Linked DNA regions of Homo sapiens: region 1 is linked to region 2. A link is an interaction called in ENCODE POLR2A ChIA-PET data of the cell type or tissue named here. Cell type or tissue: Panc1. All regions are shown on one strand. Each heading gives the region's core, and the rest is flanking DNA. Links, peaks and the distances in the headings are about the cores only.

Region 1 (16,645 bases), core at 4,449-12,448, 750 kb after region 2:
TGTATGGTGAAGGAGCCAGAGGCATGGTGTTGTACCCTATTCTGGCTAGACTTTGGTTAAGGAAAGCTATTCTGTAGGCTACAGGTCAAAAACTCCGCCTGTTAAAGGCCTACTTTGAGGCAGGTACTATATAGGAACTTGGTAAAAAATGGTGGATAGCCCTCTGCTTAACTGGAGCACACACTGAGTGTTCCACAAATGACAGGTCTTTTGTATCAGTTGTGTGTCTTTATGTATTACAATATTTAAAATGTTTTCTTTCCATCCTGAGTTTAGTTTGTGTGTAGATATTTTAACTGTTCTTCTAAGGAACTTGGGAATATTAATACAGCTTAATTGCATTTCTTTTTTCCATGACTGTGGATACAAACCTTTAGCTAGCAACTCATGTAATAATGGGTGTTGCACTTTTTTTTTAACAAAAAATAAAATTTTATTTCAACTATTATGCTAATTCTATAACATTATTTAGAATGTTTTTCTTTTTTTAATTATCCTTTAAGTTTTGGGATACATGTGCAGAACGTGCAGGTTTGTTACATAGGTATACATGTGCCATGGTGGTTTGCCGCACCCATCAATCCGTCATCTACATTAGGTATTTGTCCTAATGCTATCCTCTCCTAGCCCCCCATCCCCCAGCAGGCCCTGGTGTCTGATGTTCCCCTCTCTGTGTCCATGTGTTCGTATTTAACTCCCACTTATGAGTGAGAACATGCGGTGTTTAGTTTTCTTTTCCTATGTTTTCTGAGAATGATGGTTTCCAGGCTTCATCCTTGTCCCTGCAAAGGACATGAACTCATCCTTTTTTATGGCTGCATAGTATTCCATGGTGTATATGTGCCACATTTTCTTTATCCAGTCTGTCATTGATGGGGGGTGTTGTACTTTCAATCCCTTTTTTCCTTGGTCTTATTTTAGGTATAGTTCTTAAGTGTTTAAGTTTGTTGATATAACCAAATATCCCCTCAATTTAAAAAATCTATAAAATGGTTTTAGTATGACCTAAAAAACTACCATACAAATAGTATATATATAGGGCTGTGTGTGGTGGCTCACACCTGTAATCCCAGCACTTTGGAAGGCCAATGCAGACAGATAGCTTCAGCTCAGGAGTGTAAGACCAGCCAGGTCAACATGGCAAGCTCCGCCTCTACTAAAAATACAAAATTTAGCTCGGTGTGGTGGTGCGCACTTGTAGTCACAGCTACTTGGGAGGCTGAGATGGTAGAATCACTTGAACCTGTGGATAGAGGTTACAGTAAGCCAAGATCGCGCACCACTGCACTCCAGCCTGTGCAACAGAGTAAGACCCTGTCTCAAATAAATAGAAAAACATGGAGTGAGGTTGGGAAATGACATTTAATGCTTATTGAGAACAATATAGAGCAGTTTTTTATTTTGGTTTTGTCATACTTTGACCTTTGTCTTTTCCCTTTGCTTTTAGATTTTGGCTCTCTATTTGACTTGGAGCACGACTTACCAGATGAATTAATCAACTCTACAGAATTGGGACTAACCAATGGTGGTGATATTAATCAGCTTCAGACAAGTCTTGGCATGGTACAAGATGCAGCTTCTAAACATAAACAGCTGTCAGAATTGCTGCGATCTGGTAGTTCCCCTAACCTCAATATGGGAGTTGGTGGCCCAGGTCAAGTCATGGCCAGCCAGGCCCAACAGAGCAGTCCTGGATTAGGTTTGATAAATAGCATGGTCAAAAGCCCAATGACACAGGCAGGCTTGACTTCTCCCAACATGGGGATGGGCACTAGTGGACCAAATCAGGGTCCTACGCAGTCAACAGGTATGATGAACAGTCCAGTAAATCAGCCTGCCATGGGAATGAACACAGGGATGAATGCGGGCATGAATCCTGGAATGTTGGCTGCAGGCAATGGACAAGGGATAATGCCTAATCAAGTCATGAACGGTTCAATTGGAGCAGGCCGAGGGCGACAGAATATGCAGTACCCAAACCCAGGCATGGGAAGTGCTGGCAACTTACTGACTGAGCCTCTTCAGCAGGGCTCTCCCCAGATGGGAGGACAAACAGGATTGAGAGGCCCCCAGCCTCTTAAGGTAAGTACAGTTTTGGTTTGTGTGCACAATCGGCATGCATGTGAGTATTGTCATGATGGATGGAGGGTTTGCCTTACATTGTATAGCAGTTTCCACTATTACACGCCAGGAATTTACTGTGCTGTCATAAGTTTTAAGAAGTGCCTGTATTTAAGTAAAACGTTTATTTTACAGCTGGTATTCTATAACTTCATACTTCCAAATGATTGCTGGCTAATGCTGGTTCTCTCTGGCACAAGTATTGGAATGTTTTTATCTCATTTCCAAGTCCAGTTTAGCCTTGTAGCCTCCTTATAAAATTACAGTTTTGAGATGGCTGGCATTACACTGTCTTCAGATGGATACTCCATTTGTTCCTATTGCTTTGAATGTCCCTGGTTTTCAAGAGATACATTTATTCTGAGAAATGTATTAACTGTTATTTTTCTTTATTGGTTGATGGAAATTAAGGTGCATTTGTTCATGTGAAACCTCAACAGTGTAGATGTTTCAGTGAACCAGAACTTGGCCAAAGACTTCTGTTAGCTTTATTAACTAGAGAATGCTAAGTATATTAAAAATATTTTAAACTTTTAAATGTGGATCCTGTATACATAAATAAGGCATAATCACACATACTTTAGTGCTTATTTCTTCATATTTTTCTTTACATATTTTATCTGTTTTTCTTAAAATGGGATCACACTATGGTTGCCAGTGCCTGGCATGTAGTTCGTTTTTGTTGAATGAGAGATGGCTTCACTTCGAAGATGAAATTGGAGATAGGTACGATTTTCACAAGGAGTCAAGAGCAAGCTTTCTCTGTAACAGGAATAATTTGAGCAGACATCAGGACTTCTGTGTTCCTGAGAATCTTGGGTGCAGTGGCTCATGCCTGTAATCCCAGCACTTTGGGAGGCCAAGGCTAGAGGATCGCTTGAGCCCAGGAGTTAAGAGACCAACCAGGTAGCATTGACCCCATCTTCTATTTAAGGGGAAAAAAAAAAAAAGAACCTTGATGGTGACAGAGAATGCAAGTGTGAATTGAAGACAGATGGACAAACTTGTGTTGGGGGGAACTGAGGTGACATGTAGGAATTCAAAAACCTTAAATTTTTTTTTGCTGCGAGAATATTGACAAGTTAGGATTCTGTTTTAGCATTCCTTTGTAGATTCTCCCTTTCTGCCCCTCACCCCCGCCACCTTTTTTTTTTTTTTTTGAGACAGGGTCTTACTCTGTCACCCAGGCTGGAGTGCACTGGCCTAATCATGGCTTACTGCAGCCTCAACCTACCAGGCTTAAACAGTCTTCTCGCCTCAGCCTCCTGAGTAGCTGGAACTGAAGGCACATACCACCATGCCTGGCTTATTATTATTTTTTTTTTTTTTTTTTTTTTTTTTAAGAGATGGGGTCTCACTATGTTGCTCAGGCTAATCTCAAACTCCTCTTGGGCTCAAGTGATCCTCTTGTCTCAGCCTCCCAAAGTGCCAGGATTACAGGTGTGAGCCACTGCACCCATCCTCTGACACTTTTAGATTGCCGTGTCAGTGTAGTTTACTTAGAATATTTGGAGTGAGAACCAAAAACAAGGTAAATTATTAAGTACCTCTTCTAGGATCTAGGAACATAGCTATGAAGAGAGAAAGTCCTTGCCACCGATGTTTATATTCTGTTACGGAGAGGAGGGATGACTTACAATAAACCCTCACTGGTGGACAAAATACTTTAGGGTTAAAGTAGTGAATGAACTTATTTTATGTAACCTACTTTCTACTGTGCACATAAGATATAAATTTTAGAGTATGCCAGGTAAGTGCTATGGAGAAAAATAAGGAAAGGCTCATTGACATCTGCTTGGGGGTGTGGGACTATTATGGTTATAATCTTAATTTCTTTCAGAAACTGGGTTTATATAGAAGTGAGCAAAACAAAAATCCCTGTCCTTGTGGAGCTTGTATTTTGATGAGAAGGAGGAATTCAAATTTTAAACTTCTGTTAAACGATATTTTATTTCCTTATTTGATTTTTATTTTGAGACCGAGTCTTGCTGTTGCCCATGCTGGAGTGCAGTGGCGTGATCTTGGATCACTGCAACCTCTGCCTCCCGGGTTCAGGCAGTTCTCCTGCCTCAGGCTCCAAGTAGCTGGGACCACAGGCATGCGCCACCAAGCCTGGCTAATTTTTGTATTTTTAGTAGAGAAGGAGTTTCACCATGTTGCCCAGGCTCGTTGTGAACTCCTGACCTCAAGTGATCTGCCCACCTCGGCCTCCCAAAGTGTTGCCACCGCACCTAGGCCTATTTTCTTATTTTAAATGAATCCACCTATATTGATATTTTGTAGAGTACTTATATCAGTGTTTGACAAATGAGGGAGCTTTAAATGTTTAATAAATTTAACAAATGTTTTAAGTTATGTAGGTTTAGGATAAGATAACCACTTAAGGCTGGATGCAGCGGTTCACACCTAGAATCATTCCAGACCAGCCCCAGCAACATAGTGAGACCCCCATCTCTACCAAAAACAAAAAATTATCCTTGTGTCGTGGCACACCCACGCCAGCAGTTGCCCTTCCACTGTACCAAGTCCTAAAATTATCTTGTAGAGCGAATTATACTCATTACATTTCTTAAACTCCTAAGACTTGTGATATTTAAGAATTAGGATTTAAGGTGTAAGAAAGTTTTCAGTAAGATTTGATGACTGTAACCCTGTTGGCAAATGACATCAGCTTTTGCACACCGTTCTTGTCATGGATGAATCTGTGGTTCAGGAGGTGCAGGCAGGTGGTGACATTACTACTACAGCTGTCTTCCAAAAGTCTGACCTATGGTGATTTATAGGAAGAAACTTGGATCATACTGCCTTTTACCCCAATCTTTAGATTCAGCATAAACTAATCAAAGCCAGAATGTTTTAAGTTACTTTTGTTTTTGAGACAGGATCTCTTCCTATCACCCAGGCTGGAGTACAGTGGCACCATCACAGCTCACTTGCAGCCTTGATCTCCCAGGCTTACGCGATCCTCCTACCTCAGACTCCTAAGTAGCTAGTACTACAAGGACTGTCATGCCCTGCCAGTTATTTTTATTTTTGTTGAGACAGGGTCTCACTATGTTGTCTTGGCATCAAGCAATCCACCTGCCTTGGTCTTCCAAAGTGCTCAGATTACAGACAGGGGCCACTAAGCCTGGCCACATTTTTTTCAAGAAGAAAAAATAGGCATGGCTCAGTAGTTCACATCTGTATTCCTACCGCTTTGGGAGGCTGAGGCAGGAGGATCTCTTGAAGCCAGAAGTTCGAGATGTGCCTGGGCAACATAATGAGACCCCATCTCTACTTTTCTTTTTTCTTTTTTCTTTTTTTTCAAAAAAGAAAGAATAGTTGTCTGCAGGACGCATTTCTTGTAGCTGCCTAGAACTTTGTGTGGCTTCCTCACCCTCTCCTTTTTAGTTTAGGTAGCTATTTGTATGGTGGTGGGTAATTGGACATCTGGAGCATATTAGCTATGGAGAAAGAAACAAGATCAAATAACTATAGTGTAGCAGAAATTAAGTACAAAATCTTCCTTATTACATTTAGTGTGGGGAGTAAAGAAGCAGGGCTCAGGAGATAGAAGGGGCAGTGATCTGGAGGTTGGTTGGTATTTTATTTTCTAATTCCTCAGCAGATCTGTGTGGGAGATGGAAAAACAAAAGCTAGAGAATCTTTTTTGGTCACAGTGACCAAAAGTGTCAGGAAGAAATTACTGCCAGCTGATCAGCAATCAGTGTAGTCTGTGTATTTAAACCCATAGTCTGCCATAGAGGAGCTTGGAGTTTCCAGGTAATGCATCGTGATCAAGGGAACAAGCAGTGTCAGGAATTGGTTGAAATTCAGTTGGTCTAGGCAGGCAAGGCATGCAATCATGAAGGACCAGATTGTTTGGGGAAATATTTGGATAAAGACATTACATTTATTAACAAGAGACAACAACACAGCTTAGAAATTCCAACATTTTGTTGATTCAGATAATAGGACTCTTGAGGGCATAATTTATTGTCTTAGTCTTTTATTGTTTGTCATGCGGGTTCTGTGATAGAATGACTTTCATACTATATCTATCATGAATTTTCATGCTAATAAGAAACAGGTTAAACAACTCCCCCATGTATAGGTATGGATATTATTGGAGCCACATAGGATAAATACTAGTAGTTTAAAAAAAACATAGGTAGCAGCAGCACTTGCAGTCAGATTTGTAACTACCAAAAGTAGCCTGGACTTGATTTAAACCTGTTTCTGCATTCTATTGCCCCTGCAATCTTTTGGCCATATTTACATAGAATCAAGAAGGTTTTTTTCTTTCTTCTTCTTCTTTTTTTTTTTTTTTTTTTTTTTTGGAGACAGAGTTTCGTTCTTGTCGCCCAGGCAGGAGTGCAATGGCCCAATCTTGGCTCATTGCAACCTCTGCCTCCCAGGTTTAAGTGATTCTCCTGCCTCAGTCTCCCGAGTAGGTGGGATTGCAGGTGTGTGCTACCACGCCCAGATAATTTTTGTATTATTAGTAGAGACAGGGTTTTACCATGTTGGCCAGGCTGGTTTCAAACTCCTGACCTCAGGTGATCCATCCACCGCCACCTCTCAAAGTGCTGGGATTACAGGCGTGAGCCACCGTGCCCGACCAAGAAATTATCTTCTCTGAATGCTTCTCATTTCAGGCCACCTCATTCTTTTATGCTTCCATCAAACTGCCACTTGTAAATTACTTGTAAATCATTCTTGTAAATTACTTACCTTAGTCTCTGAATTTCATCTGGAAAATGAAAATGTTCTTTAACTTTTTTTTTTCATTTTTTGGTAATAGTATAAAGAAGATTAATTTACATTTTTTTGTTTTTTTTAATAGAGGCAAACTGCTGAACCAAAAAAGATGTCATATTCATAGATTTGCAGAGTATAGATATTGCATATGATTTAAAGAACGAATTTTAGGCCAGGCATGGTGGGAGATGCCTGTAATCCCAGCACTTAGGCAGAAGGATTGCTTGAGGCTAGGAGTTCAGTCAACTCCTGGGCAACATCTCTACAAAAATAAAAACAAAAATTAGCTGGGCATGGTGGTGCAAGCTTGTAGTCCCATCTGCTTGGGAGGCTGAGATGGGAGAATTGCTTGAGCCCAGAGGTTGGGAATTATAATGAGCTATGATAATGCAACTGCACTCCAACCTAGGCAACAGAGTGAGACCCTGTCTTTTTATATAAAAAGTAAAAGAAAAATTTTATTAAGAGCTTTGTACCTGTCCAAAACAGATGCTTCACAGAGGTAGTAACATTTGAAATTACAAGGATGAGTAGAATCTGCAGGTGTTTCTTAGTTAGGTTGTACTATCTAAGGAACCAACAGAAAATGCCTCTCTGTGAACTTGGTGTTTATTTCCAGGTTGGCATTAAGGAGTCAAATAGGAAAGAAAATGTGCTACTGTTCAGTTGTAGGGAAAGGGAAAAGCTTGAGGCAAATGCTGGAGGCTCAAGGAGCGTGATACTTTCAGACTTTAAGAAATCAGTACAGGAAATATATAAGATACCATAGATAGGTAGTCAGACTTCATAAAGGCTTTGGTATACGTACTGTGGGGTTGATTTTTTTCTTTTATAGAGGCAGGTGAAAACAGAAGACAGGCAAACCTGTTGTCCACAGTCTGTACAAGCACTGTGATAGGTTTGAGTTAAGACAGTCACAGTAGGTAGGAATACATGGGAAGGGTTTTAGTGTCTATGTGTGCTTTTAGAGGTAGAATTGAAGGACCCTTTGATTGGTCTTAGCAGACAGAAATCTGGTATGAATCCTTTAATTGGGCAGTAGCTATAGTATCTTGAGTTATTCTGAGTGTTTGCTCAATGTTTCTAGTAGTGATGATGACTTGTAGTTGGGATCCTATGTGTAATTTGGCAGAAGAGGACGGTGGCTTCAAACTTTGTTTGGGATATAAAGTTGACCCCATTTTGAATTATTTTAAAATAATTTGAAAGATTAATGAAAATGCATTTTTATAACTTTCATTATTAGTAAAACGTTTGACTTTAGAATAATGCTGTTTTTCAATTAATTATTATTATAGTATAATGGCTCCAGGTGAACTTAACATAAATATAGAACATAAACTACTTTTTAAAGTACAGAGGGAGCCGGCACAGTGGCTAACGCCTGTAATCCCAGCACTTTGGGAGGCCGAGGTGGGCAGATCACTTGAGGTCAGGAGTTCAAGGCCAGCCTTGCCAACATGGCGAAACCCCGTCTCGACTGAAAGTAAAAAAATTAGCTGAGTATGGCGGCGCACGCCTGTAGTCCCAGCTACTCAGGCTGAGGCAGGATAACCGCTTGAACCCAGGAGGCAGAGGTTGCAGTGAGCCGAAATTGCACCACTGCGCCCCAGCCTGGGCGACAGAGCGAGACTTTGTCTCAAAAACAGAGAAGTACATAAGGGTTGCAAAGTCAAATGACTTGAAGGGCCAAGCAGGTGACTTAGCAGGTGACTTAATAGAGCAGCTAGGTTTAAAACAGCAAGGAATAGTGTGGAGTCTGGACTTCCGCATGCTCTATGTAAAGGAGTCAGAATCAGAAGTTTTAAAAAACACTGTCATCAGTGTCCCTACACAAAAAAGGACATATTCCCAAACCATCAGTTTTCTACTTTTTATACAAACAAAATACAGGAATAATTATTCAAATGAGGCCAAGCATGGTGGTTCACGCCTATAATCGCAGCACTTTGGGAAGCTGTGGTGGGAGGATTGCTAGAGCCCGGGAATTTGAGACCAGCCTGGGCAACATGGCAAGACCCTGTCTCTATTTTTTAATAGTCAAAAAAAAGAAGAAGAAGAAAACATTCAAATGCTTGAACATGACAAAGGGGTTAGATGGCTTATTAAGTTGAATTCGCCATGTAGCATCATGTGTGACGTAATGGAAATGAATGGCAAACCTTGTTTAACAGAATTAAATGAAGATGATTAAAAGTATTTCTAAAACATCTTTATTTCAAATATTTATGAAAATAACTCTGTACATTTACCATACCCAAGGCCCCTAAATCTTAATTTTGATCTTAATCTTGAAAATGTATTGTTGTTAGCATACTTTGTATAGTGGGTTTTTTTTGTTTGTTTGTTTTTGAGACAGGGTCTCACTCTGTTGCCGAGGCTGGAGTGCAGTGGCCTGATCATGGCTTACTTGCAGCCTCAACCTCCCAGGCTCAGGTGATCCTCCTACCTCAGCCTCCTGAGTAGCTGGGACCACAGGCACATGCCACCACATCCAGCTTTTCTTTCCTTTTTTTTTTTTTTTTTTTTTTTTGAGATGGAGTCTCACTCTGTCGCCCAGGCTGGAGTGCAGCGGCGTGATCTCGGCTCACTGCAAGCTCCGCCTCCCGGGTTCACTCCATTCTCCTGCCTCAGCCTCCCGACTAGCTGGGACTACAGGCGCCCGCCACCACACCCGGCTAATTTTTTGTATTTTTAGTAGAGACGGGGTTTCACCATGTTAGCCAGGATAGTCTCTATCTCCTGACCTCATGATCCTCCCGCTTCGGCCTCCCAAAGTGCTGAGATTACAGGTGTGAGCCACTGCGCCCGGCTGTTTTTTGGGGTTTTTTTTTTGTATTTTGGTACCGATGGGTTTTCACCATGTTCCCCAGGCTGTTGTCAAACTCCTGACCTCAAGAAACCCTCCTGCCTTGGCCTCGCAAAGTGGTGGGATTACAGGTATGAGTCGCCAGGCCCGGCCACTTGGTTTTTTGCCATCATGGCTCCCTACAACCTCTACCTCCCAGGCTTCACTGATAATCCCACTTTAGCCTTCCAATTAGCTGGGACTATAGGCTTGCGCCACCATGTCCAGATTTTTGTATTTTTTAGTAGAGATGGGGTTTTGTCACGTTGCCCAAGCTGTAGTGTCTTTTCTAATAGAAGCTGAGAATTTCCTTTGAAACTGTCTTTGTGAACTTGGAAGTGAAATCAGAAAAGGAATAATAATGTCTTAAATTTTATTGCTTATTTTGTTTTCTTTTGTTTCTTACTCTTAGATGGGAATGATGAACAACCCCAATCCTTATGGTTCACCATATACTCAGAATCCTGGACAGCAGATTGGAGCCAGTGGCCTTGGTCTCCAGATTCAGACAAAAACTGTACTATCAAATAACTTATCTCCATTTGCTATGGACAAAAAGGCAGTTCCTGGTGGAGGAATGCCCAACATGGTGAGTACTAATCCATTACAGACTTGTTTTCAAACTGGCATTTTGACAAAAGAATTGTGTTAAACTTTCACCCTTCTGTTATATATGCTGGGATTTGTACCCACTAGGAGCCTAAATTGATATGTACTTGATGATCCCTGTGAGGAGGCTTGTGCTTCCTTTCCATTTCTCTGTTTTTTTTGTTCCATGTGGTTATTGATCAGTGAGCATGTTGATCCAAACAGGAGTAAGTGAACTGCTACAATGAAGTTTTAGGGGCCTGCCATTCAGCAACTTGGTCTTGTGAGCGTTTCCATACGATACGAAAGCGGAACCTTTCACTTTTGGGGGAAGGAATCTCTGGCAAAGGATCCGAACTCTCAGTGACCATATTTACCAATATTATTTGATTCTACTACACCCAAGTAAATTCCCTCTCAAAAGTAATGTATTGTTTTAAACAGCAATTTTTGTTAAATAAAATTTTCAGGAACTTCTAGTGTTATTTTTGTACAGTCAAACTACTAGTAGTAAATGTGTCTGCATTCAACTTTGGAAAAACATTGTCTGAAAAAATCCTCTTTCAGATGTTTTAGTTTTGTCCTTTGTGTCATTATGTTTATGGACTGCCTATATTTGAGATACTCTGCCAAGTACTGGAGTTATACAGATGAATGAAACATGTCATCTCTGTCCCGAGAAATGTTCACTTTTTTTTTTTTTTTTTTTTTTTTTTTTTTTTGAGACGGAGTTTAGCTCTTGTTGCCCAGGCTGGAGTGCAGTGGTACGATCTCGGCTCACTGCAACTTCTCCCTCCTGGTTTCAAGCAACTCTCCTGCCTCAGCCTTCTGAGTAGCTGGGATTACAGGCATGTGCCATCATGCCCGGCTAACTTTGTATTTTTAGTAGAGACAGGGTTTCTCCATGTTGGTCAGGCTGATCTCGAACTCCCGACCTCAGGTGATCCGCCTGCCTCGGCCTCCCAACGTGCTAGGGTTACAGGCGTGAGCCACCGCGCCCGGCCTGAAATCTTCACTTTTTAATTTAAAAAACTAAATTTATCCCAGAGTTTAGAAAAACTAGTTTTTCACCAACCCGAAAGACCCCTCTGCTGAGTCTCTTGAGGAGTTCTTCATTGCTCTTTAAAACCTAATTTGGGTGTGCTTTTAACTACAGACACCCTCTCACCCTTCCCTCTCCCGCTGGAGTTTACCATGTCCTTCTCTCTGCTTTTGCTCTCTGTGTATTATACATACTTATATCACTTCGTAATGTCATTTTTTTTCTTATTAAATTGAGCTTCTTAAAGGTAGGAGCCATGGTTTATGCATTCCCTGTGTCAAAAAATGGAGTCTGGCTTATAGTAGACTAACCATAAAGGTTTTCATTGAAAATATCCACATCTCTATTTATTAAGAAATAGCACATTATGACTCCTACCATTAAATATATTGTTATATCTCTCAGGGTCAACAGCCAGCCCCGCAGGTCCAGCAGCCAGGCCTGGTGACTCCAGTTGCCCAAGGGATGGGTTCTGGAGCACATACAGCTGATCCAGAGAAGCGCAAGCTCATCCAGCAGCAGCTTGTTCTCCTTTTGCATGCTCACAAGTGCCAGCGCCGGGAACAGGCCAATGGGGAAGTGAGGCAGTGCAACCTTCCCCACTGTCGCACAATGAAGAATGTCCTAAACCACATGACACACTGCCAGTCAGGCAAGTCTTGCCAAGGTAAGTGGACCCACAGGGTTACTGTACTTAGCAATTTTTACAGCCAGGGAGAAGAAGGAAAATGTGATCAAGTCTATTTTGTGGTGATGGATATGTTTAATACCTTAATTGTGGTGATGGTGTCTGTATGTACAAAGTCACCAAAATGTATACATTAGACCAGGTGTGGTGTCTCACACTTACAATCCCAGCACTTTGGTAGGCCAAATGGGGAGGATTGCTTGAGGCCAGGAGTTTGAGACCAGCCTGGACAACATAGCAAGACCTCGCCGGGCATGATGATGCACCTGTAGTCCTAGCTGAGGGACTAAGAAGGCTGAGGAAGGAGGATTGCTTGAGCCCAGGAAGTCAAGGCTGCAGGGGGCTATGATTGCGCCACTGTACTCCAGCCTGGGTGACAATGTGAGACCATGTCTTTAAAAAAGGTTGGGCGCAGTGGCTCATGCCTGTCATCCCAGCACTTTGGGAGACTGAGGTGGGCAGATCACTTGAGGTCAGGAGTTCAAGACCAGCCTGGGCAATATGGTGAAACCTCGTCTCTACAAAAAAATACTAAAGAAAATCAGCCAGATGTCTGGGTGTGTTCCTGTAGTCCCAGCTACTTGGGAGATTGAGGTGGGAGGATGGCTTGAGCCCAAGAGGGCAGGGGTTGGTGTGATTCGACATCATACCACTGCACTCCAGCCTGGACGATAGAACCAAACCCTGTTTCAAAAAAAAAACAGTGTACATATGTGTAATTTTTTAAAATTATTTTATTTTATTTATTTGTTTTTTGAGACAGAGTCTCGCTCTGTTTCCCAGGCTGGAGTGTGGTGGCACAATCTCGGCTCACTGCAAACTCCACCTTCCAGGTTCATGCCATTCTCCCGCCTCAGCCTCCCAAGTAACTGGGACTACAGGCAGGCGCCTACCACCATGCCCGGCTAATTTTTTGTATTTTTAGTGGAGACGGGGTTTTACCGTGTTGGCCAGGATCGTCTCAATCTCCTGACCTTGTGGTCCACCCGCCTTGGCCTCCCAAAGTGTTAGGATTACAGGCGTGAGCCACCACGCTTGGCCAATATGTGCAATTTAAAAAATATTTATACCCCAAAGCATTTAGAAAATTCCATTGTCTAAATGCATCATCACAGTTAACTCACTCGGTAAAGGTCGTCTTGGCTGCGTCCATTCTGTGGCAATTACGAATAAAGCTGCCATAAACAAAATCAATTTTGAGACTCCTTTACTGATAGTGACGTTATTTTAGGAAATGATAAAAACACAGTTTTTTTTTTGAGATGGAGTCTCGCTCTGTCGCCCAGGCTGGAGTGCAGTGGTGTGATCTCAGCTCACCGCAAGCTCCGCCTCCTGGGTTCATGCCATTCTCCTGCCTCAGCCTCCCGAGTAGATGGGACTACAGGCGCCCGCCACCATGGCGGCTAATTTTTTTTGTATTTTTGGTAGAGACGGGGTTTCACTGTGTTAGCCAGGATGGTCTCTATCTCCTGACCTCGTGATCCGCCCGCCTCGGCCTCCCAAAGTGCTGGAATTACAGGCGTGAGCCACCGCGCCCGGCCAAAACACACTATCGTTTTTGTGAGCAAGTATCTAAGGATGTGAGAAGAGAATAAATTTTAAAGGTCTTCCCATGTGGTGATCCTCATAGACTTTGATTTTTATTTGCCCTAGCATAGCATACTTTAAATGTTATTGAGGGTTTGCTAACTGTCATGTAGGCAAGTGTTCAATTTAATACAATTTACTGCAGTCATTTTTACCCGATCTAATACAATTTGTATGAAGTCATTAAAAAGTGTTCTTATAGGCATGTGTGTCATAACATTGGTTTAGAGTACATTTGCTTAGAATAAAGTAGGTTGTGTATAGCATGGTGAAAAATGAGGGCTCTTAAGCCAGACTGCTTGAGGTTGAATCTCACTTTGAGTACTCTGTGACTTTGTGCAAATTGCTTACCCATTCTTTTTGCCTTTCTTGACTGTGAATTCTGAGTATTAATAGGAGCTACCTTATAGGGCTGTTAGGAAGATGAAATAAGTTAATGCATTTATGTTACTTATTAAGTGGTCAACAAGTTAGCTATTATTAATGTAAAAACATTAACCTGCTCTTGAAAAAATATGTTTTCTTCTCTTTAGTGGCACACTGTGCATCTTCTCGACAAATCATTTCACACTGGAAGAATTGTACAAGACATGATTGTCCTGTGTGTCTCCCCCTCAAAAATGCTGGTGATAAGAGAAATCAACAGCGTAAGTGATGAAATCTTTTGAAGGTTTATATGAAAAGTTTTAAAGTCTCACCAGTGCCATTTATAGTACTACTTGATTATGTGAGGGACCTGTGGTGTTGTACTATGTTGAATAAATGTTTTTTTCCCTTTTAATTTTTCTGCTTCCCTAGTGCATAGAATTGAACTGCTTAGGGAGTTTGAGGCTGCAGTGAGCTATGGTCATGTTACTGCGCTCCAGCCTGAGTGATGGAGTGAGAACCTGCCTCAATTAAAAAAAAAAAAAAAAGAAAGAAAAAACAGTGCAGTGGCTCATGCCTGTCATCCCAACAGTTTTGGAAGCCAAGGCAAGAGGATTCCCAGGAGTTCAAGACCAGCCTAGGCAACTTAGCAAGACCTTGTATCTTCCAAAAACTTTAAAAATTAGTTGTGTGTGGTGTGCCTGGCTGAGATGAGAGGATTGCTTGAATCCAGGAGGTGGAGGCTGTAGTGAGCTATGATTGTGGCACAGCAGTCCAGCCTGGGTGACACAAGGATACCCTGTCTTTAAAAAAAACAAAACAAAACAAAACAAAAAAAACAACTGAACACTGCTTAACATCCAAAATAAGATCCAGGAACTCTCAATACTTATTATTTATACAAACAGCAATAGGTAAATTTATGTTCTGCTTTGAACCTATGAAAATTTAAAGACCGTTGCTTTGGCATTGGGCAAGTTATTCTTTTATACTATACTTGTGATCTAAACGTTCCAGGTACTTGGAAATTATTTTAAAAAGAAAAAATATGAGATTATTTTTATAATATTGGGATATAGAAGAGCTTTTTTTTTTTAAGAGAAAAGACGAGATTAACACTTTAAAATTGTAACTACCACATCTCTATAGCAACAAAAATTTAAGCTTTTAGGGTTAAAGGACAAATTTGGGAAGTATTGTACAGCATTTGAAAATGGAATTAAATTTTATAACAAGAATTGGGAATAGAAAATAGACAATTCACCAGAGACGGGAGGAGAGAGGGGAACTCCCAATATAATTCACTATTAAGAAGAGAAATAAGGTATCGTTTCTCTCCTGTAGTGTAGGCAGAAATGATGCTGCCGGGTGTTGGCAGTTGAATGGCTCCAAAGCATTCATACAGTGTTGGTCGGAACATTAATAAAGCCCTTTGGGAAGGCTATTGGGCATTCAGAATCAAAAGCCTTTTATACCAGTGGTCCCCTTTACCAATCAGTTCTGCATCTAGAAATTTCTTCCAGGAAATAATGGAAGACAAGATCCACATACTCAGATGTTTCATAATCACGTAACAATAATTTTGTGGGGTTTTTTATTAGACATGTTAGTCTTTTTTTTCTCACCAGCATTAATTTGTAATACTATATCTTTTGTCTTCTCTAGCAATTTTGACTGGAGCACCCGTTGGACTTGGAAATCCTAGCTCTCTAGGGGTGGGTCAACAGTCTGCCCCCAACCTAAGCACTGTTAGTCAGATTGATCCCAGCTCCATAGAAAGAGCCTATGCAGCTCTTGGACTACCCTATCAAGTAAATCAGATGCCGACACAACCCCAGGTGCAAGCAAAGAACCAGCAGAATCAGCAGCCTGGGCAGTCTCCCCAAGGCATGCGGCCCATGAGCAACATGAGTAAGTTTGTGTCATCCTAATAACATGGTATTGGTTGTGTCAGTAAATGACATCTATAAACACAGTGTTGTTAGCTCCTTTTTATTTTTTCTGCTACATGATTTTTTAAGTAATTTTTTAAAGATTACAGTGTAAAAGGTCCCTTACAGTTCATCTACGAGAGGTAACTGCCACTGGTTTGTATCTTCCTTGATCCTTTTTTGCATTATATGAGTTCAGATTTGCAGAAATGAGATCCCATATGTTATTCCACAACAAACTTTGATTAATACTGTGTAGACGGGCCGGGCATGGTGGCTAACACCTGTAATCCCAGCACATTGGGAGGCCAAGGTGGGTGGATCACAAGGTCAGGAGTTTGAGACCAGCCTGACCAACATAGTGAAACCCCGTCTCTACTAAAAATACAAAAATTAGTAGGGTGTGGTGGTGCGTGCCTGTAATCCTAGCTACACGAGAGGCTGAGACAGGAGAATGGCTTGAACCTGGGAGGCAGAGGTTGCAGTGAGCTGAGATTGAGCCATTGCACTCCAGCCTGGGTGACAGAGCAAGACTCCATCTCAAAAAAAAAAAAAATACTATGTAGACATCTTTCATAGTCAGTATTCCATGTATCATTTTAAATGGTTGTATAGTATGTCATTCTTTCATTCTTTTTTTTTTTTTTTTTTTTGAGATGGAGTCTCGCTCTGTTGTCAGGCTGGAATGCAGTGGCACGATCTCGGCTCACTGCAACCTCTGCCTCCCGGGT
Region 2 (8,000 bases), core at 1-8,000:
CAGTCTTTATTCCTTGTTGCATGGATTTTGTTGTTGAGGCTTGCTCTGTCACCCAGACTAGAGTGCAGTAGCACAATCTTGGCTCACTGCAACCTCCGCCTCTCAGGTTCAAGCGATTCTCCAGCCTCAGCCTCCCAAGTAGCTGGGATTACAGGCGCCTGCCGCCATGCCTGGCTAATTTTTGTATTTTTAGACGGGATGGAGTTTTGCCATGTTGGGCGGGCTGGTCTTGAACTCCTGACCTCAAGTGATCCGCCCATCTCAGCCTCCCAAAGTTCTGGGATTATAGACATGAGCCACCACACCCAGCCTAATCTTGTTTTCTTTTTTTACTTGTTTACAGTGTAAGCAAGTGCCATTGGACAAGAACGTTGTCTGTGTCATTCCTTGTTGTATTTCCAATAGCAAGAGCACATCAGATACTTGGCAACTAGGCAGTCTTCCAGCTTCTGCCACTGCGCCCGACTTCCTTGTTGCATGGATTTATAGCTGATTGAAGCAACTGTAGCCAAAGATTGAGTTAATTACCTACCTGCCAGGAGAGCACTAGTGTTATTTAGCCCATTCTCATCCTACATATTTTTCGGCATAGATGAAAATGAAAGCTTTTGTTTATCAGATTTGCAGATGACACAAAACTGGGAGAATTAACAAGTATGTTTATTTGGTAAAATAAGTTTTCATCTCTAACCTAAATCGGCTGAAATGATGTGTCCTAAACTAGAGGAAAAAGTTAATAAAGATCAATGTAAATAAGTTAATCTTAAACTCAGTATGCACCAGAACTGAGAGAAGACTGTTTTAGGAGGTGTTAATGGTTGTCCAGTGCCCAAAAAGCCACCAGAGGCTTACTGCTCCGCACTCTTGGCATTACATTCAATTTTGGATACCCAGTCTGAGGAATAGAGATGAACTGGAGAGCCAACCTCCAAAAAGATCTTGTGGTGGAGGAATGTTAGGGCTCTTTATCCTATACAGAAGAAAACTCCTCGGCACTTCAAATATTGCCAGGTGCAGGAAGAGTGACTTGATTGTGTGTTGCCCCAAGAGACACACTGAGCTCAATACCCATTACTGAGACTGGCTTGGGGCCAGACATTGGAACCACTGAGATTAGCAACCTACACTCAATCCCCCAGGTCAGGCAGAAGCTGGAAGACTGCCTCGTTAGGAATGTTGTGAGGGAGAGGAGGCTGAATCGGTTCCAGTTTTATTTAAAAGTAGCCAGGAAATCAGGTTGCGATGATGCGCATTTACAGTCCCAGCTACTTGGGAAGCTGAGGCGATAGGGTCACTTGAGCCCAAGAGTTTAGTCCAGGCTGGGTGACAGCGAGCCCTTGTCACTTAAAGCCAACCTAAGAGAAGAGCTTATCCTTTTGGAAAAACAATAGAAGACAATTCTGAAAACCAAATTCTGAACATAGGCTAGTATAGCAAGCAAGCAGGGATAGCATAGAGCCATTTGCTCAACTTCCAGAAAGAGTTACTCTGTTCATCTCTAAAAAATCTTGAAAAGGGCCGGGTGCGGTGGTGGCTCACGCCTGTAATCCCAACACTTTGGGAGGCCGAGGCAGGTGGATCACCTGAGGTCAGGAGTTCGAGACCAGCTTGACCGACAAGGTGAAACTCCGTCTCTACTAAAAATACAATCAACCGGGCGTGGTGGCAGGCGCCTATAGTCCCAGCTACTTGGGAGGCTGAGACAGGAGAATTGCTTGAACCTGGGAGGCAGAAGTTGCAGTGAGCCAAGATCATGCCACTGTACTCCAGCCTGGGCAACGGAGCGAGACTCCATCTGAAAAAACAAAACAGAAAAAATCTTGAAAGGATACTAAGTCTGACACAAGGAAATTAAGTCATGGGACTCTGACCAGATATTCTGTCTACTTCCTTCTCTGCTATGGGCAACTTGGAGGCAGCAACTACTATCAGTTTATCTGTAATGTGAGAATTTATATTACATAACAGATACTGGGGATATAGGATACCATGGATTTTAGTTAATACATTTCCTCATAGAAAATAAGGAAATAACAGTCTTGTTCCTGTCCTAACAATTCTGTTAGACTAATGATCTCCAGTGATTGGCGATTTGACCTGGTTTCTTCCTGGACTATTTGAATGGGTGGATTTGTTGGTGCATCTCTTGTCTTCTTTCCTTTTCCATTCTCCTTTATTTTTGTATTTACATACTTGTATGCAACTTTGTAATCTGATTTTCCCATGTAACATTTTAATTTGATGGGTGGTCTGCGTGTTCACTGGAAAACATATATATATTAAATGTACATTTATGTATATATATAAAATATACATTCATATATATTATATATAATATACATTCATATATATTATATATAATATACATTCATATATCTATCTTTTATATATATATATAGACAAGATCTTGCTCTGTCGCCCAAGCTGGAGTGCAGTGGCATGACCACAGTTCACTGCAGCCTTGATTTCCTGGGCTCAAGCGATCCTCTCACCTCAGCCTCTTGAGTAGCTGGGACTATGGCACACACAACCACACGTGGTTCATTTTTTGTTGTTTTTTGTAGAGACAGGGTCTCACTCTGTTAACCCAGGCTGTTGTATTTTCTTTAAGATTGGTTTAAATTCACACGGACTCCAGCATCAGAACTACCCAGATGTCAGGTTCTGGGCAGAACTTGGGGCAACTGATGAAATGTCTGCTCAGCTGAAGTCAGACACCTGGACACTTAATGCCCTCTTTCCCTGGCTGATGCTCAGTTTCATTTAAGAACCAGGAGAGCCTGATGTTTGTAAACACAGCTTTAGTGGAAGCACGAGGGTTAGGAGTCCCTAGAAAGGTGATATGAAGCCTAGGTGGATGTGAGGGTTGGTGAGATGGGAATTGCACAGCATAGAATCTGACACAGAAGGTACTCAGAAAATTTCGTTTTCCGGCCTGGCGCGGTGGCTCACGCCTGTAATCCCAGCACTTTGGGAGGCTGAAGCGGGCAGATCATCTGAGGTCAGGAGTTCGAGACCAGCCTGGCCAACATGGTGAAACCCCGTCTCTACTAAAAATACTGTACTAAAAATACAAAAAAATTAGCTGGGCGTGGTGGCGGGCGCCTGTAATCCCAGCTACTCGGGAGGCTGAGGCAGAGAACTGATTGAACCTGGGAGGTGGAGGTTGCAGTGAGCCGAGATCACGCCACTGCACTTCAGCCTGGGTGACAGAGCGAGACTCCATCTCAAAAAAAAAAAAAAAAAAAAATTAGCAAGTTATTTGCAGCGTCTATCTCCCACCACCCTGACTGCTGGTCCACACCATACTGTCCCAAGCTTCTCAGGCTGCGGTGCAGACGAAGAAATCATCGCTATGCATGCTGGCCTTGGGATGGGGGCGCAAAGCCCCTGGACGCGCCCCGCCTAGTGGGCGGGAACGACTACAGCCCCCAGCATGACCCGCGGCCGCCCATGCCACGCCCCGCCACGCGTGCGCTTAGGCGCCGCTGAGCGCTGACTGGGTGCGAGTGGGGAAGCTGCTAACCCGACCCGGATTGGCGCTGAGGTGGCCCGTGGGGCAGGTGAGTGCGGGGCGGGAGTCAGCGGAGACCCACCGGCGCCTACAAGTTCCCCTCAGGCGGGGGCTGCGGGGCGGCTGTGGTCGGACTGTCCGACCGAGGGTCGTATGGGCCGAAGGCGCCCACGAGAGAAGCACCGCCTCGGGCCGGAGAGCCGCCGGGCCGACCTTGCTCGCGTCGCCGTTGGAATGGGGGCCGGGGACGCGGCGGGGCGGGGAGGTCGGCTGCGTCCTCCGGTGCGGCCGCCCCTAGACGGCCGAGGCCACCTCAGGTGTTCGGGGCGCCAGCCGGAATCCACCGCGCTGGCAGCCGGGAGCGGTTTTACGAAAACCGCGCCTGAGGCGGGGGGCTTTCTAAAAAGAGCCTGGCTGGCTCTGGCACCGGGACAGCTGCAGACTCCTCCTCAGGTTTAACTTGCGGTTTTCCCTTTAAGATTCAGATCCAGGTGCAGAACCCGGGCTCGGATCCAGGCCCGAGACTCGGAACACCGGTGTGTTTGCATTTTAGCACGGGGGAAACTGAGGCATACGTTAGCCAGAATCATCCGGTGTGGTTAGGACTGGAATTTTGAAAATTATTCTCATACTTAGTTTACTGACCTAGGCTCTTTTTTATTTGGAAAGAAAAATAAAGATGTTTCAAAGGTTGTTTTCAGTGACTGGGTGACTAGTGTATCTTCCAGTCTCACGCTGCACGTTTGTGGTGGGTTGATGGCTCTTTTTTGTTTTGCGGTGGGATAGAGATGTCCTGGAATGTTCTACACCTTTCTTATTCTTTCTTAGTAAATTCAAGTCAAATCAGACTCTGATTCACAAAAACTCATTTTCAACTTCGACTCGTTTACTCGTAGTTTTTGTGACAGGTTTGTGATTAGGTTTATAGGTACATATGTTTCCCGCTTTTCTTGCTCTTTTAGTTCCAATTATCTCTGCACTCTAAACAGTTGAATTACATCTTTGTTTTTACACTATTTCTGTTCTTGGTGATTAATTTGTAATTCTTCTTTTCTTTTCTTTTCTATTTTTTTTTTAAGACGGGAGTTTCGCTCTTGCCCGGGCTGGAGTGCAATGACATGATCTCGGCTCACTGCAAGCTCCGCCTCCCGGATTCAAGTGATTCTCCTGCCTCAGCCTACCGAGTAGCTGGGATTACAGGCGCCCGCCACCACGCCCGGCTAATTTGTGTATTTTTAATAGAGACGGGGTTTTTCGCCATGTTGGCCAGGCTGGTCTCGAACTCCTGACCACAGGTGATCCGCCCGTCTCGGGCCTCCCAAAGTGCTGGGATTACAGGCGTGAGCCACTGCGCCAGGCCCGATTAATTTGTAATTCTATAGATATCTTTCCTGGCTTTTGATAATCCTAAGTGAATGTAGCTTTTTCATCCCTAATTATCATAGTAGCCTGAGCTTTAGTTCTTCTCCCTGTCCCCCCCCCCTTTTTTTTTTTTTTTTTTTTTTGAGACGGAGTCTCGCTCTGTTGCCCAGGCTGGAGTGCAGTGGCGCGATCTCGGCTCACTGCAAGCTCTGCCTCCCGGGTTCACGCCATTCTCCTGCCTCAGCCTCCCGAGTAGCTGGGACTATAGGTGCCCGCCACCACACCCGGATAATTTTTTGTATTTTTAGTAGAGACGGGGTTTCACCGTGTTAGCCAGATGGTCTCGATCTCCTGACCTCGTGATCTGCCCGCCTCGGCCTCCCAAAGTGCTGGGATTACAGGCGTGAGCCACCGTGCCTGGCCCTCCCTGTCCCTTTTTAAGCGTGGAGGTGTGTGGTCTGGGAGGGGAGAGGGTGAGGTGTCTATTGATCAGATATGGGTAATAGGTTAACATAACCCATGACCAGAACATTAAAAGGCTGTAAACAAACAATTGCTTCAATATAAAAACGCATACCTCGTGAATTTGGAAACATGTCAGGTTGATAGAAAAGTGAACTCGGGTAGAACCTCACAGAAATGAACCCGACATTAGGGTGAAATATTGAGAAGGGAAGGGAGGAGATAATCATCTCTTTTATTTTACAGCCATCTTTCTATGCCTGGAGTGGATGTAGGAACAGCCTGCTGGCTCAGAAGCTTAAAAAAAGCTCTGTGTGTTTTCAGTTTTTCTCTTCTTAGTTCTCAATGAAGGTTTTGGCAGGAGCCCAAAATCTTGTACATTTGATAATTTAACATCAGTTTCATCTGCTTACTCTCCAGATAGCCTGTTATTCAGCTGGTGACGTCAGTAATTTTCCACAGCAGCCATTCATGAGCTCATGCAGACTGTCACAAGGAAATGGGAATAGCACAATGAGTGTTACAGAAGAAAAAAAGATCCTGTTTCTTTGCCATCACATATTATACACAGACTTAGGGAATCTAGACTGGAGCACAAGATATGTGGGAGGGGTTAGAACACCACTCCTACCTGTAGTAATAATCATTGAAACCACTTATTGGATGCCTTCTGCTTACCAGACACTAGTTGTCACAGGTCACTGTAAGTGACAGGGCCAGAATTTAAGTCTACCTGACTCTAAACTCTGCTCTTTTGTCTGTGCTGTACTACCTTATCAACAACTGTGTTCAAGTCTTTCTCATTCTTAAAAATATATGAAACTTTCCTGTGATCATATTTCCCTTCAAATTACTACCATTTCTCCTGCTTTTCCTTTCTAGACTTGTCCTTAAGAAGCAGACTCTACATTCTTCTCTTCCATTTACTCCTTCATTCATTGCAGTCTGACTTCTACCCTCAACTCTGTTGAAACTACTCTCATGAATTCCTCTCAACGATTTATTGAATATCTACTGTGTATATCATCTTCTAGACTTATAAAGACGGCTAAGACATGGATCTTGCCCTCAGGTAGTTTAGAGATTAATGAGAGAGGGTAGTTTATACATGTCAATGTATGTTTCCCACTGATAGGGCAGTTGTGTTTTTTGTTTTTGTTTTTGTTTTTTTGAGACATAGTCTCACTCTGTCACCAGGCTAGAGTGCAGTGGGGCAATCTCGGCTCACTGCAATCTCTGCCTCCCGAGTTCAAGCAGTTCTCCTGCCTCAGCCTCCCGAGTAGCTGAGACTGCAGGCGTGCACCACCACACCCAGCTAATTTTTGTATTTTTAGTAGAGACGAGGTTTCACCATGTTGGCCAGGATGGTCTCCATCTCTTGACCTCGTGATCCGCCCTCCTAGGCCTTCCAAAGTGCTGGGATTACAGGCGTGAGCCACCACACCTGGCCTGATAGGGTGGTTTATTTATTTTTATTTTTATTTATTTTATTTATTTATTTTTGAGACGGAGTCTCCCTCTGTCGCCCAGGCTTGAGTGCAGTGGCGTGATCTCGGCTCACTGCAAGCTCTGCCTCCCGGGTTTATTTACGCCATTCTCCTGCCTCAGCCTCCTGAGTAGCTGGGACTACAGGCGCCTGCCACCATGCCCGGCTAATTTTTTGTATTTTTTTTAGTAGAGACGGGGCTTCACCGTGTTAGCCAGAATGGTCTTGATCTGACCTCGTGATCCGCCTGCCTCGGCCTCCCAAAGTGCTGGGATTACAGGTGTGAGCCACCGTGCCCAGCCAATAGGGCGGTTTTTATAGTTTGAGAGTTGGGGAAGGAACACTTTATTGTGAAGATGTCACTGGACTGCCACCAGAGAGAAAGCTTAAATTGGTCTAGACTGTAGTGTCAAGACTGCGTGCTTAGGTATATACTTTTAGGGAAAAGCTGTATCCACTGAGAGATGACATGGTTGAAAGATACAGTATAGGCTTTAGAGTCTGACAGATCTGGTAACTGAGCTACAATTTCTTCTTTGTAATACTTGCCTGCAATGTAAGCTCTATGAAAGTAGGGGCTTTGTGTTGTTCACCACCTCACCCCCATCTCCTAGAACAGTGGTAGGTGAGCAATAAATATCTGTTGAATGGGGCCCAGTACGGCGGCTCACGCCTGTAATCCCAGCACTTTGGGAGGCCAAGGTAGAGGATTGCTTGAGCCCAGGAGTTCAAGACTGGTCTGGGCAACATGGCGAAATGCCATCTCGACCAAAAACATAAAATTGCCAGTCATGGTGATGTGCGCCTGTGGTCCCAGCTACTCGGGAGGCTGAGGCAGGAGGATTGCTTGGGCTCAGCTCAGGAGGTCGAAGTTGCAGCCAGCCATGTTTGTACCACTGCACTCCAGCCTGGGGAAGAGAATGAGACCTTGCCTCAAACAAACACATTGTACCAGTACTATCAGTAGTAGCATATGACTGAAATAACAAGGCTAGATTTTCAGTGTGGCTTATGAACTGATTTTGACAGCACCATTGTTTGAATGCTACATATATAATCACCTCCCCTTTTTGAAAATTTAGGCTTACTAATTTATGCTCACCATTTATACATGAGGAGAGATACATTCACCTCTTTTCAGTAGGCACAGTTAACTATTAACTGTCTCTTCTAATA

Evidence for each region. Peaks named below come from ENCODE experiments on the same cell type or tissue, not always from the same donor. Only the 100,000 strongest peaks of a DNase experiment are listed, where the experiment ranks them.
Region 1: POLR2A ChIA-PET joins it to region 2 with 14 read pairs; 2 of 35 experiments call an interaction of 5 or more read pairs at or near these places.

Annotation. Positions count from the first base shown.
Region 1 is chr22:41,115,740-41,132,384 of GRCh38, forward strand. EP300 (EP300 lysine acetyltransferase) reads left to right here. Exons shown (of 31, transcript NM_001429.4): 2 at 1,448-2,082; 3 at 10,125-10,301; 4 at 11,748-12,009; 5 at 14,151-14,264; 6 at 15,649-15,894. Among named protein-coding and RNA genes, the nearest start is that of EP300, 31 kb to the left of the region's middle. In Panc1, for the core only: no CTCF peak of the experiment used is centred there; no DNase peak of the experiment used is centred there.
Region 2 is chr22:40,367,126-40,375,125 of GRCh38, forward strand. ADSL (adenylosuccinate lyase) reads left to right here. Exons shown (of 13, transcript NM_000026.4): 13 at 1-2,242. It overlaps SGSM3 (small G protein signaling modulator 3), which reads left to right and starts at 3,469. Exons shown (of 22, transcript NM_015705.6): 1 at 3,469-3,563. RefSeq lists an enhancer at 3,155-3,364 and silencers at 3,515-3,624, 3,685-3,854. In Panc1, for the core only: no CTCF peak of the experiment used is centred there; a DNase peak (open chromatin) is centred at 3,365; H3K4me3 peaks cover 1,564 bases; H3K27ac peaks cover 1,508 bases.